Linked DNA regions of Mus musculus: region 1 is linked to region 2. The links are chromatin loops, found by intact Hi-C in ENCODE. Cell type or tissue: left cerebral cortex. All regions are shown on one strand. Links, peaks and the distances in the headings refer to the core of each region. The heading gives the core; the rest is flanking DNA. Region 1 has its middle 15 kb from the start of 4732419C18Rik. Region 2 has its middle 3.9 kb from the start of Gm39277.

Region 1 (5,376 bases), core at 217-5,216, 63 kb before region 2:
CAGGACTCAGGAGGCAGAGGCAGGTGGATCTCTATGAGTTCATGGCCAGCCTGGACTCTATAGTGAACTCCCAGCAAGCCAAGGTCTACATAGTAAGACCTTGTCTCCTAAAAACCAAACCAACCAAAACTATGAACAGCACATGAAAAATGACAGCTGAGACTGACCTCTGGATTCCATATGGCACCTGCGTATACATGATCATATATGCATGTGGTGGTTTGTATATGCTTGGCCCAGGGAATGGTACCATTAGGAGGTGTGGCCTTGTTGGAGGAAGTATGTCACTGTGGGAGTGAGTGATGAGACTTTCCTCCTGGCTGCCCGGAAGTTAGTCTTCTGTTTGCCTTTGGGACAAGATGTAGAATTCTTAGCTCCTCCTGCAACATGCCTGCCTGGACACTGCCATGTCCCCCCCTTGATGATAATAGACTGATCCTCTGAACCTGTAAGCCAGCCCCAATTAAATGTTGTCCTTATAAGAGTTGCTTGGGTCATGGTGTCTAACAGCATGTAAAACCCTAACTAAGACAATATAGACATACACACATAAATGAAATAATAAATTACCAAGTTCTTCATATGAATGAAAAAAGAACAATTTTAAAAATGAATCTTGCCGGGCGTGGTGGCGAATGCCTTTAATCCCAGCACTTGGGAGGCAGAGGCAGGTGGATTTCTGAGTTTGAGGCCAGCCTGGTCTACAGAGTGAGTTCCAGGACAGCCAGGGCTACACAGAGAAACCCTGTCTCAAAAAACCAAAAAGAAAAAAAAAATGAATCTTAATGTTTGCCGCAGCTACTCCAGGTCCTCACCACACCTCTGTTTCCCTTCTCAAGCCGGCTTCAGTGTTTGTTCCATGGAGACATGCGTCTGGGAATACCTGAGGCGTGATCCTGATTCGTGTTCTAAGCTTTCTTTAAATGATCTTCTATTGTATATGTTTTTACAAGTTGCTTTAAAAAAAAAAAAGATAGCAAAAGCTGGAGAGGTGGCTCAATAGTTCAGAGCATTTGCTGCTTTGCAGAGGACCCAGGTTCGATTCCCAGCACTTACACGGTGATTCAGCCATCCATAACTCCAGGTCCAGGGGATCGGAAGCATTCTTCTGGCTTCTGCGGATACCAGGCACAAAACATGGTTCACGCAACAAAACATTCATACATAACAAAATAAAATAAATAACTTTCGAAGCAAGGTCTTAAGATACAACATGAAATTCCCAGTCCCAGTTTCTGTGTGGGCCTTGTGTTGTCAGCTACAGGATACTGCCTTGCCACAGGCTCTGGGATTTCGTCTCCTGCAGACTAAAACTCCAGGTCAGCAAGAGTTCTTGTATTCTGTGGTGCTGCCCTGGGCCTATGAGTTCCCTGTTGTGGGTGGGTCATACAGGGATTATCATTTTATTTATTTATTTATTTATTTTTTGGTTTTTCGAGACAGGGTTTCTCTGTGCAGCCCTGGCTGTCCTGGAACTAACTCTGTAGACCAGGCTGGCCTTGAACTCAGAAGTCCGCCTGCCTCTGCCTCCCGAGTGCTGGGATTAAAGGCGTGCGCCACCACGCCCGGCTTGGGATTATCATTTTTAAATTATATATATTTTATATATTTAATATATAAATGTAGTATACAAACTGCGTGCATGTGTGTGTGCACATGTGCATGTGTGTATGTGTGCGCATGTGCATGTGTGTGTGTGTACACATGTGCATGTGTATGTATGTGTAGGTCAGAAAACAGCTTGTGAGAGTTGGTTTTCTTCTACCATGTGGATCCTGGGGAGGGAACCCAGGTCTTCAGGCTTGGTGGTTAGCACCTTAACCCACTGAGCCATATCTCTCCAAGCCTAGGAATTGTCTTTTGTGGCTGTCTTGCTCCCAATCACGGCCCTACCTTGTTGCTTGTGATAGCATGTGCTTTGTTTAAGGCTGGTACCACTCCTCTGTGTGGACACCTCATCTCTTCTACCCTTTCAGCTATGCTTGGCTGCTGTGGAAGTTGTGATAGCCACTGCTGTGCAGGTGATGATGTTTCCTGGAGACCTTGATTGCAGGTCTTTGGGCACATATCTTGAATCAGAGTTGCTGGGTATGTATGGTGTGTGTGTGTGTGTGTGTGTGTGTGTGTGTGTGTATGCACATGAGGGCAGGCGCCTCTGTTGTGAACTCCTCAACAGGGGTTCTGGGATCCGAACTTGAGTCCTCTGAAGCTCTGAGCCCCCATAAGAACAAACACTCTCGTGTGACCCTTATGACCTGGGGTTTTACCATATATAAAGATTTATTTATTTTATGCATGTGAATATAATGTTGCTCTCTTCAGACACACCGGAAGAGGGCATCCCATTACAGATGGTTGTGAGCCATTGTGTGGTTGCTGGGAATGGAACTCAGGACCTCTGGAAGAGCAGTCATTGCTCTTAACCGCTGAGCCATCTCTCCAGCCCAGATATTTACCAGACTACCTTTAATCCTACTCAGTGTATCTCACAAACCTCCCCACAGTTTTGTTTAAGTTCCTTGGCAGCCTTTTGAGAAGCAACTTCAGCAGCCACCCAAATCCTTTATGTGGCTCTTGTAAGGACAGTTAAGTTCAGCTCTCTCTTGGGAAGTCCGGGACTCAGGCTTGGGTAAGTGTGATCTTTTCTCCGAATGTCTCTGTCTATACCCCACCCCTGCTCCACACCTGCCCCAGCTTAAATCTAAGATTAAACTCTAACTCTGCTTCATACTGACTGGCTCTGAAATTCTTTTCTGCAGTGGAGTTGGGAACCCCAGCTCCTCTGTGGTCTCTGAGCAGCGTTTCCTAGGCTGCCATGCAGGTGGCAGTGTGGAGCTGACTCCGCTTGACAGTTTTTAATGCACTTGGATATTAGCCCTTTATCAGGTATGTGGTTAGCAATCTTTCCACAGGCTGTTCTTTGGCCACTGACAATTTCACAGCTTTTGAGTTTGTCTATTTTTGCTTTTGTTGTTTGTGTACTTGGCAATCCGTGCCAAATTCAAAGGCAGCCCACCGGCAGGCACTTACAGCTACCCTGCTTTACTGAGCTTGCTGCCACCTGGCAGAAAGGCCACTGTTACTCATGGTGACAAGTCACTTGGTGAGGATTCCTTGCCCCGCTACTGCTCAGTTGTGGGTTCAGGGATTTCTGTGGTGTGTCATCAAAGGAGAGAGCCACATGGTCCTCCTGTCTGAAGACACCGCTGTTTGGCTTCCTTCCGGGTCTAGGGCAGATGCTCACAGAGTTTGGGAGTAGACACAAAAGGCATAAAGATCGAGGATAGTGGAAGGGGGGTGTAGCCTCCCACGGCTGAGGCGACCAACGCCCATCCACCCAGCACCCACTTTTAGAACAGCATAGCACAGGCCGTGTGTGGAGCAATCTGTCTGTTCTCCTTTTATGTAGTTTACTGTCTCGTTAGAAAGATTTCAAAATTAGAATCAACATTTGGGAAGAAACGAGATCTCTTCACACACAGTGAATCTAAGCGGCACCAAAACTGCAGAGCTGAGTCCTTCAAAGGTGACCTGGGCTCCAGCACCTTCCGTATGTCATACCTCGGCACCTTCCGTACAGTCCAGAGCTGCCCATGCTGGCTTCCTTCAGCCTCCCTGCTCATCAGGACTGCCCAGTCCACACTCTCCCCATACCTACCCCATGCTTCCCTCCTATGCATGCTCTTACCTGTCAAAGGAACACCAGTGACTAAACGCTCCTCTCAAGCTGCCTCCTGGGTTCTCCCTACCCCACCGTCCTCCCAGGGAAACAAGCATTTCAACGGCACCATGGGCCTTCACTATCCTTGCTGGGGAGCCACGCCGTGTCTGTCTTCTCTCTTAACATAGAAACGAGAAACAGTGGCCCAGCATCAAACCTTCTATATTTCCCTTGGGCCAGAGGCCAGAAAGCCAAGGTCAAGGGAGGCACAGCTCCAGAGATCACCTCAACGGACAAGCTCTGTGTTCTACATCACTTGGGAAATGCTAGCAAGAAATGAATCATCAGGGGAACCGATGTAGGCCTTGGTGTGCACTTGGCCAGGAAAATCTTAGACCCTGATCTTTCTTGCTCAGTTTCGTTTTGCAGCTGAACTTCTCCTGCAGCCTTCTGCAGGGTTAAGTCAGTGCCTCATGCTGTTCTTGTTCACAGGAGCCTAGGGGTGAGCGGTTTCCCCGTGCAGAGAATTTGTCAGCAGGACTTCAAGCTCTGCAGACGCCACCATCTGATCCTGATAATCCGTCTTGGAGAGCTACAGACTCACCGTATCTGGGCTGCAGAGCTTGGTCCTGCCCTTCCAGTTGGCCTTTGATGCCTCAAGACGCAGATGCCACACCTAACACTGAACCCTGTGCTTTAGCCTGGGGGCCTGTTTTGGTTTTCTTCATGTTTTCTCTTTCGGGTACCTAGAGACAAGAAAAATACAGTAAATTTAATACTATCTGATCTGTGATTTAGCAGGCTCCTGGCGGTGCTGGGTAAGCATCACTCATCACTCGGGAATGCGTCCTGTGGTCCTGCTCATCCTTAGCAGGGCTCAGGGTTCACGCCGAGAAGGTCATGGGGGCTGAAGGTAAGGCTACAGCTGTAACATGTGTCCCTTGCTGGCCTCCAACTCCAGATGTTTGGCCAAGCCTTATAGAGCTGCATCTGGGAAGGTGTTTCTATAATATCGACATTTAAATTAGTAGAGTTTGGGTGGTGCAGACAACCCCTGAGTATATCCTAACTCAACACAATGCATATAATGAATATCACACACACACACACACACACACACACACACACAGAGAGAGAGAGAGAGAGAGGGGGGGGGGGAGAGAGAGACATAGAGAGAGAGGGAGCTTTGTGAATTTGGCTCAAATCCTAGTCCTATAGCCTCTGTGAGGTCCAGCCAGGCTAACCCCCAAATCATTGCCTGCTTCCCAGGTACCTGGAGGTCACACATCAGTCTCAGTATCTGGCATTTGGGCAACTCATAAATTTTAAATGGCTTCTGCCAGGAGCTGAGGGTAATTACGACAGTCCTAGGACAGACACAGGTGATCCTGTCCTTGGGTCACCCAGCCATTTCTACGTCTCTTCTTAAGTTGTGAAAACCTCAATGAATAAAGACAGTGAACCCCTCGGCAGCCCTGTACCCAGGACCGGGGCAGCTGTGGTATGCAGGAGGGATGGCTAGCCATGACTTCCTTTCCCCTTGCTCCTACAGGAGGGAGACCTAGCCAGTGGTTTCTAGTCAGGACATACTGCCTGGTTGTCGCTGGGTCAGAGCCAGCTCTTCTTTCCAGTTTCAACTGGCTCCAGTCTGTTTAGTATCTGTGCAGTTCTCAGAAAACTGGTTTCTTCTCTGAGTGGCCCAAAGTGCTAGGACC
Region 2 (5,376 bases), core at 90-5,089:
CGGACAAGGTCATCCTCAGCTAGGTAGAAGTTCAAGGTCAGCCTGGGCGCCCAAGACGCTGCTAAAACCAAAAAGACAGACAACAGAAGGGCTGGAGACAGCTCAGTTGGTAAACTGCCTGCCACAGTCCCTTGCACGCACACAAGAAGTCAGTACATGCTTGTCACTGCAGCACGAGGGGGGCAGACAGGCAGATCCTTGGGACTCACTAGCCAGCTAACTTAGCTAAACTAGTAAGCTCCAGCCCATGAGAAACTGTCTCTAAATACAGCTGGGTGTTTCCCCGAGAAATAACACTAGAAGTTGGCCATGGCCTTGGTACTCACACATAATATACCCACACATGCACACTTTTTGGAATGGGGGTGGGATTTGAGACAGGATTTCTCTGTGTAGCCAGGATGTAGTCCTAGATGTCATAGAACTCACTCTGTAGACCTGTAGATCGTCCTGATCTCTGCCTCCTGTGTGTGTGTGTGTGTTGGGGGGGGGGGAGGATTAAAGATGTGCTACCACCCAGCTCTATATATACATTCATTTTTCTCTTTTCCCCCTTACCTTTCTGCCCCACTTGCTCTGGCCCATAGGTTCTTTATTTGTTTCTCATTACGGATGGTTGTGAGCCACCATGTGGTTGCTGGAATTTGAACTCAGGACCTCTGGAAGAGCAGTCAGTGCTCTTAACCACTGAGCCATCTCACCAGCCCTACATACACATTCTTAAACACCCACCCTCTCACAAACAGGCACACATACACATACCAAAAGAAGCAGGAGGAAGAGGAAAGAGAGAGAAGGGAAGAAAGAAAGAAAGAAAGAAAGAAAGAAAGAAAGAAAGAGAGAGAGAGAGAGAGAGAGAGAGAGAAAGAAAGGAAGAAAGAAAGAAAGAAAGAAAGAAAGAAAGAAAGAAAGAAAGAAAGAAAGAAAGAAAGGGAGGGAGGGAGGAAGAAAGAAAGGGAGGAAGAAGCTTAATGTGTCTATGGGTTAAGCAAAATTTTGATTACACATAGATTTATTTAGAACACTGGTATTAAATGCTGACTGTCAACTTTGCCTTTGCGAACTATGCGTCCAGTACCACACTACCCTCTTTACCTGCGTCACCTCATTTTGTCTTCACAACTCCTTTAAATGGGTACGCTGACATCTTCCTTTTACAGATGAGATTTACAAAGCACAGAGTTACCCCGTTAGTGAGTGGCAGAGCCAACGTTCCAGGCAGCATCCCACTCACACCGCATGGCTAACCGCTTTCTTCTAACACAATTTCCATCTCGTGGGATGTGTGATAGCGGGATGGGCTGTTGATACGAAGGCCTCGTGCCTGATGCTGTCCCGTGAACTCTGAGAAACCGTCCTCAGCTTTCAGCACTGAGGACCGGAGGAGAGGCTGGGCTCCTGTTCAAAAGCTGGAGATCGAACCTTAAAACTCACTGTCCATGTTTAAGAAAGTCACTGAAGGATGCAAGATGACTGAAGGGCCCAAGAGTCTAAGGAGAAGCCATGGGGAGCAAGCAGCTGTCAGCCCTGGGCAGTCACCACTCTGGAAACTCCATGAAGCCAGATTTCAGGCCCTGCCTGATGCTGGGGACAAAGGCTCAGGCGAACTCTGGGGGCTTGTGGGTTCTTGAGCTGATGACCATGGCAGCATGTTTGTGGTGAGGTCTAGAGGCCCTGCTTGGCTTCTCTTGTGGGAGGGGTGAGGCCACAGCGCTCTTCCATGCCTAAGGCAGTGAGATCACTAAGCCTTGGCGATCACCATCTCGTGCCCTTTGACTGAGAGAGTGAGCTTCTGGTGGGGATATTTTGGTCTGTACTCACGAGCTTTTCCACATTGCTGGCTTCAGTTCCACGCGTGGGGTTTATAAGGCAAAAAAAAAAAAAAACAAAAAACAAAAAAAACCAAAAAACCCAAACCAGAATCTGAACAAACTGGCCAGTCTGGGAGATCGCCGGCATGTCATTTGCTGGGTCTAAGTTATCAGGCCATCTGCAACCTTCTCCCTGCTTTCTCATCTCTCTGTCTCCAGCTATCTGTGACCCCAGAACTTGCAAAGTCATTCACAATTATTGTCAGCGATTCTCCTGCTGTGAATGCATACCTTTATTTGGAGTGGAGAAGGAATGAGAAGTAAGTCCTTGGAAATCTCCCGGAAGCAGCTTTAAGGCAAAAAGGAATACATTGTAGTACCCGCGTGTTTACTGGTAGAATATGGTCAACATAATGAGTTTTTTCTTTGGTGCTTAGTTTTGGTTTGTTTGATTATGGTGCCTACGCTGGAACTACAGTGATCCTTCCAACTCAGCTTCTCAGGAGCTGGGATCACAGGTATGTGCCACCAGATTTGGCCAAGATAATTGACAAATGAATATCCTCATTGAACACACCAGTCTCCCTGTTTCTAGCAAACTGATTGAACAAAACAGGCTCCCCGCCCCCGACATTTCTATTCTCGGGGCTGCATTTGTTGGCTAACTGTGATTTCTTCGCTATCAGTTTCCAGAACAGAGATGCTCTTCCCTGAGACACAGGAACAGCCAGTCTGCCTTCTCAGCTGCTTCCCAGGGTCAGCTTCCCTGACGCGAGGACCCGTCACACAGAGGTGGAAACATGAGTATCTTTCTATCTGTCCGCCCCTCTGTGGAACAAGGCAACTCTTCTTGCCTAGCTTAGCGTTAAGCAGCCCTTTCTGCCAAGATTCTCAAGCACGTGTTCACTGTCTTCACCCAAACGTCCCCTTAACCGGGGGATGACTGACGGGTACAGCTCCTGCCCATCTGGAGTGAGCCTCTCCTCCTTCCGAATCTGCTCGCCTCTGGTCAAACAACATTTCCCCTCCTCTTTTATTTTTAATATCAAATCCTTAGGAGAACCCAAAGTAGGAAAGGGATGCCCAGAAGCCAGAGGAGTTTTCTGTGCCACCCAACCAAGTTGTCACCTGACAGAGCGAGCAAACATTTTCTTGCCAAGCCCGTGAGGTCATCTGTCAGCCTCTGTTGCAGTAGGTTATTCATTAGAGAGTATGAGGAAAGCATCGAGGAGTCCAGCTTCTCTGGCTCTTGCACTGCTTCTGGCCCCTTCCTGCAGAGTCTGCACACTTTGCCCCAGAAATCGGATCTTGCTTTACCTCACAACCTTGCATCTGTGGATCCTGCTCTCTGCAGCCCAGCCCAGACTCAGACTCAGGGCAATGTAGGTGAGGGCCTCTCTGCCAAGGGCCAGCTTGGTCTCTCTTCCCCTCTCTGGAGGTCCTTGGGGCACATTTTACCCGTCCTTCCTTCCTTCCTCCAGACTGTGAGCCGTCAGGGCCCGGTGTTCTAGTTTTGGCTCCCAGCATCTGTCACAGCCCAGAGTAACACAGAATAGGTTTTTATTCACTGAATAGAACCAGTCAGACCAGCTAACACGATTTTTTCTCTTCCCACTTCTGACTGACTGGGTCATCATCATAAATAATATTTTCCAATCAAAAGCACCTAGATTAGCAGTAAATTATACACGCAGCAACTCGGGCCTGGATGCCTGTGTTTCAGACCTGGGGTCTCATGTCACTTACTTGCCTCTGCTACTGCAGCCTTGCATCTCTGTGCCGCCCTCCCCCTGAGTCGCATGCCCTGCACAAACAGGCTCAATCTAGAAAACATCAAACCCTACCACAATAAGCCCTCCGAAATGCTACAAATGAGTCTCATATACACCCAGCCTAGAACCTGCGGTTGGTTGGTATTTTTGGTTAGGATTGTACACGTTGTTGATAAGACTTTCCCAGTTCACATATCACGTTCCCCCAGATTAAAGGCCAGGGCATTGGTTTAGCCTTTCCTCAGCCTGGAACATCTTGATGTGACTTATGTTGGGAGAGGGGCTCAACCCAAGAACCCTGATGCTCTCTGCTTTAGTGAGACAGTTATAAAACATGACTTAGCTTAACCTGTTTACTGCTCAGACCTTCCATGAATAACTGGGATGGACTAGTGAAAGGAGTCTTGAGAGAGGGGTGATGTTGACCCCCCCCCCCCTTTTCCAAGAGCAGTGTTGTATCCAGAAGCAAACACAAGCTAGCCCCAACAGGACAGAACAGCACATGCAATTCAGCCTTACTCAGAAGATCCAGCCCCTATCGTATTGGGCTGGAGAGATGGCTCAGCTACTAAGAGTTACTTTTACAGAGGACCTGGTTTTAGTTCCCAGCTCTCTCAGGGCAACTGACAATATTCTTCCAGTTCCAGGGATCCAGCCCCCTTTACTGACTTTTGTGGGTACTGCACACTCATGGTACATGGACACATACAGGCAAAAAAAAAATCATACACATAAAATAAAATACTCCTTTGTATGGATGGAAGCCTTACGATGCAGACAGTCCTACCGTGGAGGGACCCCGCCCTGCCAAAAAGCAAGAGAACTTGCTGATTGAAGGTACCCCCTGGCCTGGCAAGGACCTTCAGTAACTTCAGTCACTAGCAAGGGGACTCCTGAGAGCTTCATGCTGGAAAATCGTTATTAATAGCTCGATGCTTTTTGTCTGAAGATGCTTGGGTAGGCTCAGCCACGTAGAGCCATGCAGAGCACCCATGGCTCTTGGAAACGACTGACTGAGCCTGGCCCTTGAGGGCACCGTGTCAGGAAGTGTATATCACAGTATGACAAGCCTGCGGTGAAAAAATAAACCAAAACAGAAACGTAACAAAATCAGCGAGTTCACTGACAGCAGAATGTTTGATTAACAAAAATAGGGTTAATTACCACTTTATCTGTGGCAGCCCTGAATTCAACACTAAGCATCTGAACGCCGGGTGGGTTAGAATATTCGCCAACTGTATCATTGTTAATCCTAGAATGCTAAATAAAAAATTCATAGGGAAAAAATGGAACTTTTTGTCCTAAATAAATCAATCATCTACTGAGCTGTAATGGCATGTGGGACTGTGGATGAATCTTTCTTACTATCATGGTTTCTCATTAGTCTCTGTCCGCACCCCTCGCTTAAGACAGAGTCTTATGTAGCCCAGGCTTGCTCAAAATCACTATGGAGTCAAGAATGGCCTTCATCTCCTGATCTTGCCTCCACTTCAAGCATACTGGAAGGGGTCACCACTTCAGCTTGCCTTCACTGTTTTAACAATAATAAAGACAGGTGGAGTAGAGACAGGAGGGTTGAGAAGTCAAGGTTAGCCTTTAGTGCACTCGAGGCCAGCCTGGGCTACATGAAGATTTGTCTTTTAGTTAGTTTGTTTGTTTGAGAGAGGGTTTCTCTGCATAGCCTTGGCTGTCCTGGAACTCACTCTGTACACCAGACTGGCCTCGAACTCAGAAATCCACCTGCCTCTGCCTCCTGAGTGCTAGGATTAAAGGCGTGCACCACCACTGCCTGC

What was found. A loop is a pair of places that touch in the nucleus more often than their neighbours do. Peaks named below come from ENCODE experiments on the same cell type or tissue, not always from the same donor. Only the 100,000 strongest peaks of a DNase experiment are listed, where the experiment ranks them.
Region 1: a loop joins it to region 2, with 2.7 times the contacts of the local background. A loop is called at or near these places in 8 of 42 quality-filtered maps.

The regions. Positions count from the first base shown.
Region 1 is chr8:123,766,616-123,771,991 of GRCm38, reverse strand. No RefSeq gene overlaps it. Among named protein-coding and RNA genes, the nearest start is that of 4732419C18Rik, 15 kb to the right of the region's middle. In left cerebral cortex, for the core only: a CTCF peak has its summit at 2,816; DNase peaks (open chromatin) are centred at 2,868, 3,315 and 4,175; H3K27ac peaks cover 1,244 bases.
Region 2 is chr8:123,703,210-123,708,585 of GRCm38, reverse strand. No RefSeq gene overlaps it. Among named protein-coding and RNA genes, the nearest start is that of Gm39277, 3.9 kb to the left of the region's middle. In left cerebral cortex, for the core only: no CTCF peak of the experiment used is centred there; DNase peaks (open chromatin) are centred at 1,254 and 2,547; H3K27ac peaks cover 800 bases.